Regions from separate parts of the Homo sapiens genome. Here regions 2 and 3 are each linked to region 1. Evidence: chromatin contacts called from ENCODE Hi-C or POLR2A ChIA-PET data. All regions are on one chromosome and are shown on one strand. Each heading gives the region's core, a stretch centred on a gene start or an enhancer-like site at or near the end of the contact. The rest is flanking DNA. Distances are from core to core; before and after follow the strand shown.

Region 1 (3,550 bases), core at 281-2,780:
TTCTGGGGGCGACAAGGATCATTAAGGTTATTCTCCCATTTGCCCACGTTCCACCTGGTGGAGGTGCTCAGTTGGCGAGAATCTTTGGCTCTCCTAAGACCCAAAGGCTTCTGTGAGGTGAGTCAGTGGGGAACGTGGCCTTGTCGACAGAGTGCACTGGCATTACCTGAGATGAGATCCGGGGGGAGTGGCCACAGAAGTGAAATGAGTAGCAAACTACACAGCCTAGAGTCATGCCCACAAGATGTCCTTTTTCCTGCAGGTTCTCCATCCCTAAAATTAACATTGTTACCATCTTTCTCCCACTTCACCCCTCAACTTGGAATATTGTCTAGCAAATACTGCATTGCTGCTTTATTCAGTCACTTTCTTACATTACCACTTTCAACATTTATTAAGCATCTACTATGTGACAGTCACTGAGCTGAGTTCTATGGAGAAAAGACAGAGGAAAAGCAGATTGGCTGCCCCAGAAGCTTGTAGTCAGTCTGGGGAAGTGGAGAAGTTAAATTACCCATTTGTAATCAATAGAATTTTATTAGGCACCTATTAAATGCCAGACACAATGAGAAAGTAGGTTAAATGAAATAATGAAGCCCATAATCCAGTAAAACTGATAAACAAATATGCAAATAGCTATGATACATTATAAGATGCAATATGGTTGGAATAAATGGGTATTAAGCATAAAAACTTCAATTTGCCTGGAGGTTGGGGAAGCCTTCACCATATGAGTTTTTAATTGAGCCTTGGAGAATGAGGGGGAAGCAGTGGGGGCGGCGGGGAGAAGCAGAGGGAGAATTTGGAAGGAGGGGCCTTATGGACCAAGTGTATAGATTCGGTAAGAACCCAGGCCTAAAATACTATTATTTAGAGAATGCCAAGTACACATGGGCTTGGGGGAACCTGGCAGAAAACACGGGAAAGGGGTGCCAGGCTAAAAATAAAATTGGTAATGTACCCCACAAGCAATGGAAAGCCAAGGAAGGCTCTCAGGCCAAGGAATGCAACCACCATGCTCAGGTTGAAGAACAACCATTGACTGAAAGAATTAAAGGTCAGTGTGGGTGAAAAACCAAGTTAAAATTCTAAAGCAAATATTTTGACTCCCATTCAAGTGCTCTTTCCATCACACAAGTCAACCAGGACAAGGCTCAAAAAGAAGCCACCAATCTTTGACCACTGGAAAGTAGCTGGGACCTTCCAAAGGAAGAGATGGGAGGCGAAGCTGTGAGCACAGAAACGTGGGAAGTGACATGTATTCCCAGATAGTGGCCTCTTCCAGGGCAAGGACCATGTCTTACCAATCCGTGCATGGAAGCATCTTGCAAAGGCAGGTGTGAACTCCCTGGGGAGGATTCTCTAGAGAATGAGCAACTGCAGGCTGAGCAGGAGCGTGTGTGTGGGTGTGGAGAGAGGTATCCTCCACTGCGCTGGTCTTTCATGTGGGGTAGCCGAGATCTCCTCCTCACCGCCATCTGCACAATAAGCCTTTGCAATTTCAAAGCACCATCCCACGTTTTCTCACATGTAACTGGCTGGTGGAGCAGATGTTGATGGGGAAGTCCTGCTGAAATGACTAATCACTGTCGACTGCACTGGAAAGAGAACCCAGGCTAGAAGCCAAATAAGGCAAAATGACATCACAGCAGCTTAAGAAAGAAAGGACCATTCATGTCTGACAAGTGTGTGATATTTGCGACTCAGAGCTTTATTAACAGCGACGGGGCCCCAAAGCATTCCTACTTGTCCATCATATAAAAATTTAACAACAATTGGATTCCACAAGTCTTATCAAATACACACACAGACTGTAGTAATTAAGATCCTTCAGGAATTATATTTTACATTTAGTCCTACGTCTAAATTGAAAAAGATTTTCAGATCACTTTCGTGTGCACTGTAGGCTCAACTGTTTTTTGAAACTGCTTTACAATAACACAAATTGTGAGTGTTAACATAATAGATGCAATAATGTCTAATACATTGTTGCTAGGCATTTACAAAAAAGCCAAGCGCTATTAAAGTATGTGGTCAAAAGATTACAATGTAACTGAAGCCACATAATATGTTATAATGAGTATAAATTATGCATTTAATTTTAAAGGTTAGCTATATGTTTAGTAGAGTGCTTTAAAAGCAAAATAATCTGATGACATAAACTTGAGTCATGCAAAAGCAAGTTGGTAAATATCGCAAAATATGATGGAGAACAATTTGGTCTCAGCTCTGGACACCCTAGTACTTTAATTGATAATGTGTCTTCTGGTTTTTTGGTTTAGGATGTTTTGGCATAAATGAAAAAAAGCAAATCAGAAACTTGTTTTATTCCAAGCAGCTGGGGGTGTAGATCTTGACTGTAATAGGCCACAAGGGTCCAGTTACACCAAGACCCTCAAAGAATTCCAAACCTTATTCAGACTGGGCATGCTCTAAGCCACCTGGTAAGGGTCACTCTGACACAAAACCTAGGATTCCTCTTGTTCCAGAATCCCTGAGCTTACCTTGGAGAAAGCAAGGGTGTGTGTGTGTGTGTGTGTATGTATGTGTGTGTGTGCACGCATGCCCATGCACACCCATTCCTCTTTAACTCTGCTTTCTTAGTCAATTGCAATATCCCGCCAAGGCCATGTTAACTCCTCCCTGCCTCTAATGTGGCTCTTTCCTACTTCCACCCAGTGCTTCTGCGACGTGGTTTATCTGCCTCCTTTACGGGAGACAGGGCATTTCAACTGGTACTAACCCTATCAACCATCCCTCCTCACCGGTCCACCTCCCCGTCGCCTCCTTCCAGCGGCATCTCCTCACCCTGCCTCATGCACTGGGGCCACCTCTGCCAGCTTTCCATCATGCAGACACCTCCTCTCCCGCCTCTTTCTTCAGCTTCCTGCCTCTCCTTGGAGAAGACATCTCCTTCCTCCTGCCTTGTCTCCCCTGACCCCCACCATTCAGTGGTGACGATGGGTGTGGCCGTCCTTCCCTTTCAATTCCAGTCCGAGTTCTCTGCCAGTAAGTGGCCTCTCCCTATGCCACCCATGTAAATGACACTTATCAGAGTGTTTCTGCATCATACCCAGCCTGGCCACTGCCAGCGCTCACCCAAGCCTAACTCAGCACCTGCTCCCCTAGCAAATCACAACCTTTCCAAGATCCACCTCTCCCCAGGGGCCATCTTGTTCCCTAATAACCTCCAAATTTCTGATCTCTGTTCTCACAAGGTCCTTCAATTACTCAACCTCTTTATACAACTGGCAGCCCTTCAACCCTCTCCTGGCTATACCGCCAACTCATTCTCTCTGTAACTCACAGCCAGTGCTACTGTTGCCCTTATCAGAGCTCTGCATTCCTCCTACCAATGCCAGTATTTAGCCATGATGGCCAGGTCCCACTCTCCCATTGGTTATGAACTCCTGCCTTAAGAACTCCTAATAGAGTCCACTGTGTTGGGAGTACTGGGTACCTGAGCTGTGTGGTGATACTGAGTTGGGGCGCTCCTGGGCACCACGGCCTCCTCAAGTCCACATGCAGGCCCCTGTGATGGGAGAGAGGC
Region 2 (3,816 bases), core at 1,202-3,701, 160 kb after region 1:
TATGAATGTTGGAAGGTAGAGGTCCATTTCAGTTTTCATTTAAATAGATATGTGTTTGTCCAGGCACTGTTTATTGCAGCTTCCATCTTTCCCACACACTCTGGAATGCCACCTGTGTCATGCATGTGTGCTCCGTCTGTTTCTGTGCTCTCTATGTGCTGTCCGTCTCTTTGTCAACCTTAGATCCAGCTCTACATTGTCTTAGTTATGACAGCCTTTAAGGAGTCATGCCATCTGGGAGGGCATGTGCTTCCACCTTGTTCTTCTTCAATGATGTCTTGGTGTTCTTGGCCTCTTGTGCTTCTATGTAAATTTTAGAAACAGTTCCAATTCTGTTACAGAATCTTTTGGAGTTATTAGGACTGCACTGAACCTGTAGACCAATGTGGGGAGAACCAGCACGTTTACAATAGAGTGTACCACATTGAAAGGCAGTGTGCAGAATCGCTAAAAGGATGGAGGCAGACCTCCTGGGTGCAGATCCTAGCTCCGCTCCTCACTGGCCATGTGACCCTGGAGAATTTGACCTTAGAGTGTCTCAGTTATCTCACTTGTGTAATAGGGATCGTAGTAGTACCTACCTTATAGGGTCATAATAGTACCTACTGTATAGGGTAATTGAGAGGATTAGGTGATTACATGTCTTGCATATAATATGTGCAAAGTGCTCAGAATAGTCTCAGGCACATAGTAAAATTATATAAGTGCATGAACACCAATTATGTATATCTTCTTCAATGCCCCAAGAACGTTGTGGTTTTCTTTATAAAACTTGACCTGTAGAATATACAATCCAGTCATGTGTCACTTAACGAAGGGGAGGCATCCTGAGGAATGCATCATTAGGTGATTTTGTCATTGTGTGAACATCAGAGTGTACTTACACAAACCTAGATGGTATAGCCCACTACACACCTAGGCTATATGGTATGTAGCTTATGGCTCCAAGGCTACAAACCTGTACAGCATGTTATTGTACAGAATACTGTAGGCAACTGTAACACAACAGAAATTATTTGTGTCTCTAAACATATGTAAACATAGAAAAGGTACAGTGAAAATATGGTGTTATAAGGAATGTGTATATACTATCCCTCATGGGACCCCTGTCATATATGCAGTCCATTGTTGACTGAAATGCTGCAACTGTGTGTATTCCTACATCTCCCTACATACGTAGAATATATTATATTACATATGTATTAGTGTATAGTAAATATTCCTACATATCATATAATATATAGGAATATATATAACTTTTAAAATATATTAAAATACCTTAAAACTTTTGATGCTCTTATAAGTGGTATTTTTAAGTGTTTCTGTGTACAGTGTTGTGTTTAGTTAGTATGTTTTAAGAGCTGATTATGACCATCTTTGATAAATACTTAAATACTTGTGTTGCATGAGGTACTGCTTGGAGGCTGGGCACAGTGGCTCATGCTTGTAATCCCAGGACTTTGGGAGGCCGAGGTGGGCAGAACACTTGAGGTCAGGAGTTCGAGACCAGCCTGGCCAATGTGGTGAAACCCCCATCTCTACTAAAAATACAAAAACGAGCCGGGCGTGGTGGTGGACACCTGTAATCCCAGCTACTAAGGAGGCTGAGGCACGAGAATTGCTTGAAGGCAGGAGGTGGAGGTTAAAGTGAGCCGAGATTGTGCCATTGCAATCCAGCCTGGGCGACAAGAGCCAAACTCCGTCTCAAAAAAAAACAAAACAAAACAAAACAAAAAGAGAGAGAGAGAGATACTGCCTGGGACCAGAAATATGGACACTTTTATCTGGCTGATGGCCCATCACGATTACTGCTCTGTTCTCACAGGGTTGAACATTTTACTCACTTTACATGATTTTAAACCACTGTATCCCATTGACTTCTGTTGTTGAAACAGAGGATTTTGGCAGCCTGGTTCATTTTCTCTTGTATATCAGGTTCTTTGGGTTCACTATTTTCTTTTTAATAAGATCATGATATTTCAGTGTTTACCTATAGCTCACCCACCATTTAGGTTTTATTTCCAGTGCTCTCATGCTTCCCTAAATCCTGTACGAAAGATGCTATGTCAGGAGGCACGGTGACTCAGGCCTGTTGTCCTGGCACATAAGAAGGCGAGGTCAGGTGTTTGAGACTAGACTGAGCAACATAGGAAGCTCTCATCTATTAAAAAAACAACAAAAAAACCAAAAACAAAAAAACATGCTATGTCCTTGGCTATTCGAGCCACAGCTTTGTGCATTGACACACATCCAGCATCAGCAAGCTTTTTCTAAATGAGAACAAGCGTCATTCCTTTGTCCATTTGTCAGACTTGTCACATATGTCTCTATGGGATTATAGTTTTTTTAAAAAAAGAAAAGAAAGTAAAGGGGGAAATATCTGTAGGTTCCCCTTGCCTGTGTGTTCCTCTGCTTTCAGCTCTTCAGCACAGGCAGTCTCGGTCACGTGGCCCTGCTCACGCAGGGCCCAGACCCACGCTGCGAAGCTCTGTATGATTGTGTTTTGGGTTGCAGGAGGCAGAAACTCAAAGTGAAACCAATGAAAAAAACCAATGTGTTCTTAATGGTTTTTACCTAAACCATAAATCCCTCTCTTCGAGGGAGAGGGGAATCACCCAAGATTTGGCCCAGTTCCCTCATTAAGTTCCAGGGCTATATTTGTCTGTATTTTTTCTTTTCTTTTCTTTTTTTTTTTTTTTTTTTGTTCATATGTGTGTCAGTTTGGTGACGACCTGTGTCCAACTCACTCAAGGAAGATATTTAAAATGCAGATTCCAGGGCCTGATCTAGACTAAGGGAATAAGACAGTGGGAAGAGGAGGAGGTAGAGAGTTGAGTCTCCTGACTCCCTGGTGGTGCTGACAGTCAAACAGGACTTACTAACAATGATGAAGGTATTATGGGCTCAGATTTTTATCCATCACTACATTATCACTAAATTTTTTTTTTTTTTTGAGACCAAGTCTCACTCTGTTGCCCAGGCTGGAGTGCAGTGGTGTGATCTTGGCTCACTGCAACATCCGCCTCCTGGGCTCAAGCGATTCTCCTGCTTCAGCCTCCCGAGTAGCTGGGACTACAGGCGCACACCACCATGCCCAGCTAATATTTGTATTTTTAGTAGAGACGAGGTTTCACCATGTTGGCCAGGATGGTCTCGATCTCTTGACCTCGTGATCTGCCCACCTCAGCCTCCAAAGTGCCAGGATTACAGGTGAGAGCCACCGTGCCAGGCTTAATTTTTATATTTTTAGTGGACACAGGGTTTCACCATGTTGGCCAGCCTGGCCTCGAACTCCTGACCTCAGGTCATCCACCTGCCTCAGCCTCCCAAAGTGCTGGGATTACAGGCATAAGCCACTGCGCCTGGCCTAATGGAACATTTTTTACCAGGTTTAAAATAAGATATCTAATGCCAGATGCTGTGGCGCACACCTTTAGTCCCAGCTGCTTGGGAGGCTGAGGCAGGAGGTTTGCTTGAGCCCAGGAGTTTGAGACCTGCCTGGGCAACATAGTGAAACCGCATGTCTATATGAATAAAATAAATAAATAAATAAATAAATAAATAAATAAAATAAATGAAATAAGATAGCTAACACTTATTAAGTGCCATGTGTCAGGCAGGCACTTCACATTTAAACCTATGTGTAGGCTACTATTGTTAGTCCCACTTTATAGAAAAGGAAACTGAGGCACATAGAGTTTAAATGCTTTGCCCTGAGTCAAACACCTGAGGCAGAATTGTCATGTTCTTTGACAATCTTCAAAGCAAATTCACGATATTTGTTAATTACAAAATAACGGAGTCTCTGGCACAAAT
Region 3 (3,897 bases), core at 1,311-3,810, 220 kb after region 1:
AGAGCAATTATTCCCCATCTTTTTAAATGTAAGATACTCTTTTAATGTAAAAAATTTCCAGACCAAGTGTGATTTTAATTATTTTTTTAGATTCTGTTGAGAAGCTCTAATGACAGAAAAACTCTATCGACATTTTAGTGGCACTTATCTTTATTAAATACAGCAGCATTTTCATATACTTGCAAAATAATTGTACATATATGTGTAAATTTAATTGATTTCTAGATGCTTGATGAGCAAATGAATAAGTGGATCCCTTGAAATAGCTCCCTGGAGGGCCCCTGCCCTAGAGGAAGACAGATCCTGCATATGTAACCCTAAAGTCTAATGTCAGGAAAATAACGATTAGACTAGTTCTGAACCGCAAGTGGAGTTCTGTAACTAGAGCTAAACGCCACTGTATGACAAGTTAGGAAGATATATTTTCTTCCACCTGTTCATACACTGAACGGTTTCCAGAGCAGCCCTTGATATCACCTCATTTTCCTCATCATTTCAAAGAATTCTATTGGGAAAGAGAATGCAATCAGCCAGATTGTAAGAAACATTTGGACATACTTAATGACTCTCCCTTGGCCCTTTTAATTAATCTACTGTGATCTATTAGAGAGAGGACTGGGTTTGTTAGCTAGGAGACTAACGTAAGGTCCTGAATGCAAGCCCAACCTTGATTATGATTAAAACAGAAAAAGATATACTTCACACCTTGGTTTTTCCATCTCTAAAATGGGTAGAATTATCTTCCTTGTGCCTTCTTAGGAGGTGACACAATGATACCCATGGGCAGCATTTTCTTTCTTTTTAATCAGTAAACGTAAACAAAAACCTTTGTAAGGATGGAAGCTATTGGAAAGTACCATATAAAGGATTAGGACCGTAAATCCAGGGAAATTCTAAGCATTCTGAAAGCTGCTTTTAGGCAGGGCAGCAGCCAAAAGACCAGCTGGTAGATTGAGACCTTTCTGAAAAACCTGACTTCATTCTCTTGTGGTTCCATTTTCCTTTTTTTCAAATGGGGTCTAGTGGCTTAGCTGTGGTTATTCCACAGCTGATGCCTCTTTCATTGCTGTTCTTCTGGTTCTGACAACAACAGCATTCTTGCACCACTTAACTCTCCAAGATGCAGGCAGGGGAGGTGACTGCCTCATTTCTGATGTGCTTGTTAGCTACAGGAAAAGCATCTTAGTATTCTACCTTTGTCTAGGACTTGGGACTGGGAGCAGGTATTCCGTTTAAGTTTTATGTGCCATCTGTATATTTTCAAAAACATTTAACATGATCTTTATTTCAAGCTTTTATAGCCCTTTCAAGTTGCTCTAGGGGACTTAGCAAAACAGGTAGACAGTAAGTATGGATCAACTGAGCACAGGAAAGAATGGGATTTGGGAAGATCACATTGTTTGGATTTTCTGCTGATACTAAAGCTGGATTTTTACTACACAGGCAGGGAGAAATTACTGTCCTGTGGTGGACCTGGTGAGAGAGGTGGCATATGACTAAGCAAGTCAGCTGACCTCAATTAAAGGGCTGTGACCATCTGTACAATGGGACCAGTACCTCCTCCAACTGTTGGTCTCAGCTGAGTGAGATTCCCATGTCTGAGGAGGTGATCAGGGGTGATGATGACTTTTGATGGAACTGACCTCACACAGGTTTCTGGGGGAAAAAACCCACCAAACTTTATTTTAAGAATTCTAAAACAATTTTACAATTCTGATTTGAGTAGAAGTTTGATTTGAAAAGGGACTTCATCTGCACCTTCTCTCTTGCCTTTGTTTATAGATGTCAGTAATGCCCGTATTTTAAAAAGTTGAAATGAGTTATAAATTATATCTTAAGGATTTTAGTTTGTTTTGAAGAATTGTTTAATTGGCTAGGATTTCTCCCCCCTTCAGTAGCTTCAGATCCCAATGGCTAGGCAATATGGAGATAATAGTAAACAGGATTTTGTAAGAGATGTTATTTATTTATTTATTTTTAAATAGAGATAAGGTCTTGCTATGTTGCCCAGGCCGGTCTCGAACTCCTGGGCTCCAGCAACCCGCTATCCTCAGCTTCCCAAAATGTTGGGATTACAGGCATGAGCCACTACCCTCAGCCTGAGACATTATTTGAGGAGGAGGTCATGAATATATAATTAACTTAGGAGTACAAATGAAAAGTTTTCTCTTGAACCTACCTTTTTGAACAGAAGAGGTGATTTTTAGGTATAATGGTGTGCAAAGTAACAAATAACAGCCTCTAAAGACATTTAAAACAATAAATAAAGCATAAATATCTTTATTCAGGATGAACTGAGTTCTGAAGCCTGATGTTTTCAAGAGTTCTTTATTATCAGGTGGCTTGTGAAAGCCCGTCGTTAACCAAACGTGTTGTGTTTGCCTCAGAATTTTATTAAAAAGGTATGCATAGGTTCATATCCCCCTTATGTGAGGTGGCAGTGAAACAGAAACTTGATAGAAATATTGAGGAGGGGAAAAGATGAAGCCACCGCGGCACCTGGCCTCCCTCTTTCACTTCCCTTTCCAACTCTGCTCCTTTGAGATGTTCTTCGAGAAGATGGAGGAAGCTTGCTGGGTTTAGGGTCATCACCCAGGATCTGGCGACGGGAGTGCCTCAACATGGGGAGTTCCCTCCCCAAAGCCCAGAGCTAATTCGTCACATCCAGCTGCTGTCAGGAGTTGAGCAGTCCTGTCCCCTGGCTTTCCTGGGAAGGCCTGGGTGGAGGCGGCAGGAGCAGGCAAGGGACCAAGAGAGTGCCTGCTAGACCTGATGCCTCTCCCTTCCCCCCTGAGCCCCCAGGGAAGGAGCTGCCTTATAGACTCGGGTACAGGGAGGCAGGGAATAGAGGGTTGGAATCCAGAAAAGAGGGTGGAGGGCATGACTGCAGTTACTGCCATTGTCTCAGGACAGACAGACCAAGCCCTGGTACAGAAATTGTTTGGCTGTTGGCCTTTTCTCTTCAGATGTTTACATGCAGGAAGTGCCTTTGATAAAGTATGGTTTGCTAACATGAGTATGATATGCATGCGCATTTTTGGATGCCAAACACATAGGCAGATGAAACTAAGAAGCCAGATGCTAAGATAGTTGTTGATGAATTGAAACTAGCCTAACTGGCTCCACTGTTGGAGTCATTTGCTCAAACTACTCCAAACTTTTGTTTGGTCTACTGAAAACATTAGTTGGAAAGGTACAGCGTTAATTTAAGGCAGGGAAGCCTCCAGCACGTGAGAGTCGTGTCTCTCTCGGTGATGCTGGGAGGGAAGGATGGGAGATGAGAGTCATTTCACGGCCGCCTAGCTCCTCCTCTTCCTCTCCCTGCCCTGGAGCTGCAGCCTCAGCTTTCAGAGTCTCTTGCCTGGTGGTAGGCCCGGCGAGCGGTTGGATTTTAAGTATCTCAGTTATTTTCAGTATCATCAGTCATCACTTTCAGAGTTCCTTTTCTTTTTCAAGGGTACCCAGTCTAACTGTTTAGCTCCTTTTCAATAGCCCTCCTCACTCACTTACGCCTAGTCAGGAAGATTAATAATGTTAACTGATTTACTATCACTGCAAAAAGCATTAGTTAATTAGACTTTTACACCTCAGTCAGATGGCATTAGACACCCTTTGTGCACTTTAACTCAAGGATGTTAAAGACCTAAATCTTTCAGAAAAAAAGAAAAGAAAGAAAAAGGACAGGCACTTTTCCAGTTTAAGCTGCATGTTGGTCCATGTTAATTAGGCATTTGTCCTTTAGTCTGGAGGTGATAGAAAATGCCAGTTACTGTGGTATTTAACTGACATCAAACTCCTGTCCAAATAATTCAGTTGGGCCCAGCCTTCTCTCTTAATTGGTGGGAAGGAAAACTTCGGCACACACCCAGAATAGGGAGGAAACTGTTACGTTGAACA

The links. A loop is a pair of places that touch in the nucleus more often than their neighbours do. ChIA-PET counts read pairs that join two places held with the same protein, here RNA polymerase II (POLR2A). Pooled maps may share reads with other maps.
Region 2: a pooled map shows a loop between it and region 1 (12-fold over the local background). The contact joins two enhancer-like sites. A Hi-C loop is called at or near these places in 1 of 168 maps with a recorded cell type or tissue (GM12878), 19 of 37 single-sample maps with no recorded cell type and 14 of 50 pooled maps. POLR2A ChIA-PET finds 5 or more read pairs at or near these places in 4 of 52 experiments (K562, PC-9, Panc1 and 1 more).
Region 3: a map of pancreas shows a loop between it and region 1 (6-fold over the local background). The contact joins two enhancer-like sites. A Hi-C loop is called at or near these places in 2 of 168 maps with a recorded cell type or tissue (gastrocnemius medialis and pancreas), 4 of 37 single-sample maps with no recorded cell type and 10 of 50 pooled maps. POLR2A ChIA-PET finds 5 or more read pairs at or near these places in 3 of 52 experiments (B cell, WTC11 and activated B cell).

Annotation. Positions count from the first base shown.
Region 1 is chr6:6,917,206-6,920,755 of GRCh38, forward strand. No RefSeq gene overlaps it. Among named protein-coding and RNA genes, the nearest start is that of LINC03055, 33 kb to the left of the region's middle. RefSeq lists an enhancer at 1,597-1,646. Within about 2 kb of position 1,531, at least 2 of the 41 ENCODE cell types and tissues checked have a DNase peak (open chromatin) inside an H3K27ac peak, as active enhancers do; they include gastrocnemius medialis, where a contact is called at or near this core.
Region 2 is chr6:7,071,485-7,075,300 of GRCh38, forward strand. No RefSeq gene overlaps it. Among named protein-coding and RNA genes, the nearest start is that of RREB1, 35 kb to the right of the region's middle. RefSeq lists an enhancer at 2,176-2,415. Within about 2 kb of position 2,452, at least 5 of the 41 ENCODE cell types and tissues checked have a DNase peak (open chromatin) inside an H3K27ac peak, as active enhancers do.
Region 3 is chr6:7,134,476-7,138,372 of GRCh38, forward strand. All of the region lies in intron 1 of RREB1 (ras responsive element binding protein 1), which reads left to right. Among named protein-coding and RNA genes, the nearest start is that of RREB1, 28 kb to the left of the region's middle. RefSeq lists an enhancer at 2,537-2,606. Within about 2 kb of position 2,561, at least 32 of the 41 ENCODE cell types and tissues checked have a DNase peak (open chromatin) inside an H3K27ac peak, as active enhancers do; they include gastrocnemius medialis, where a contact is called at or near this core.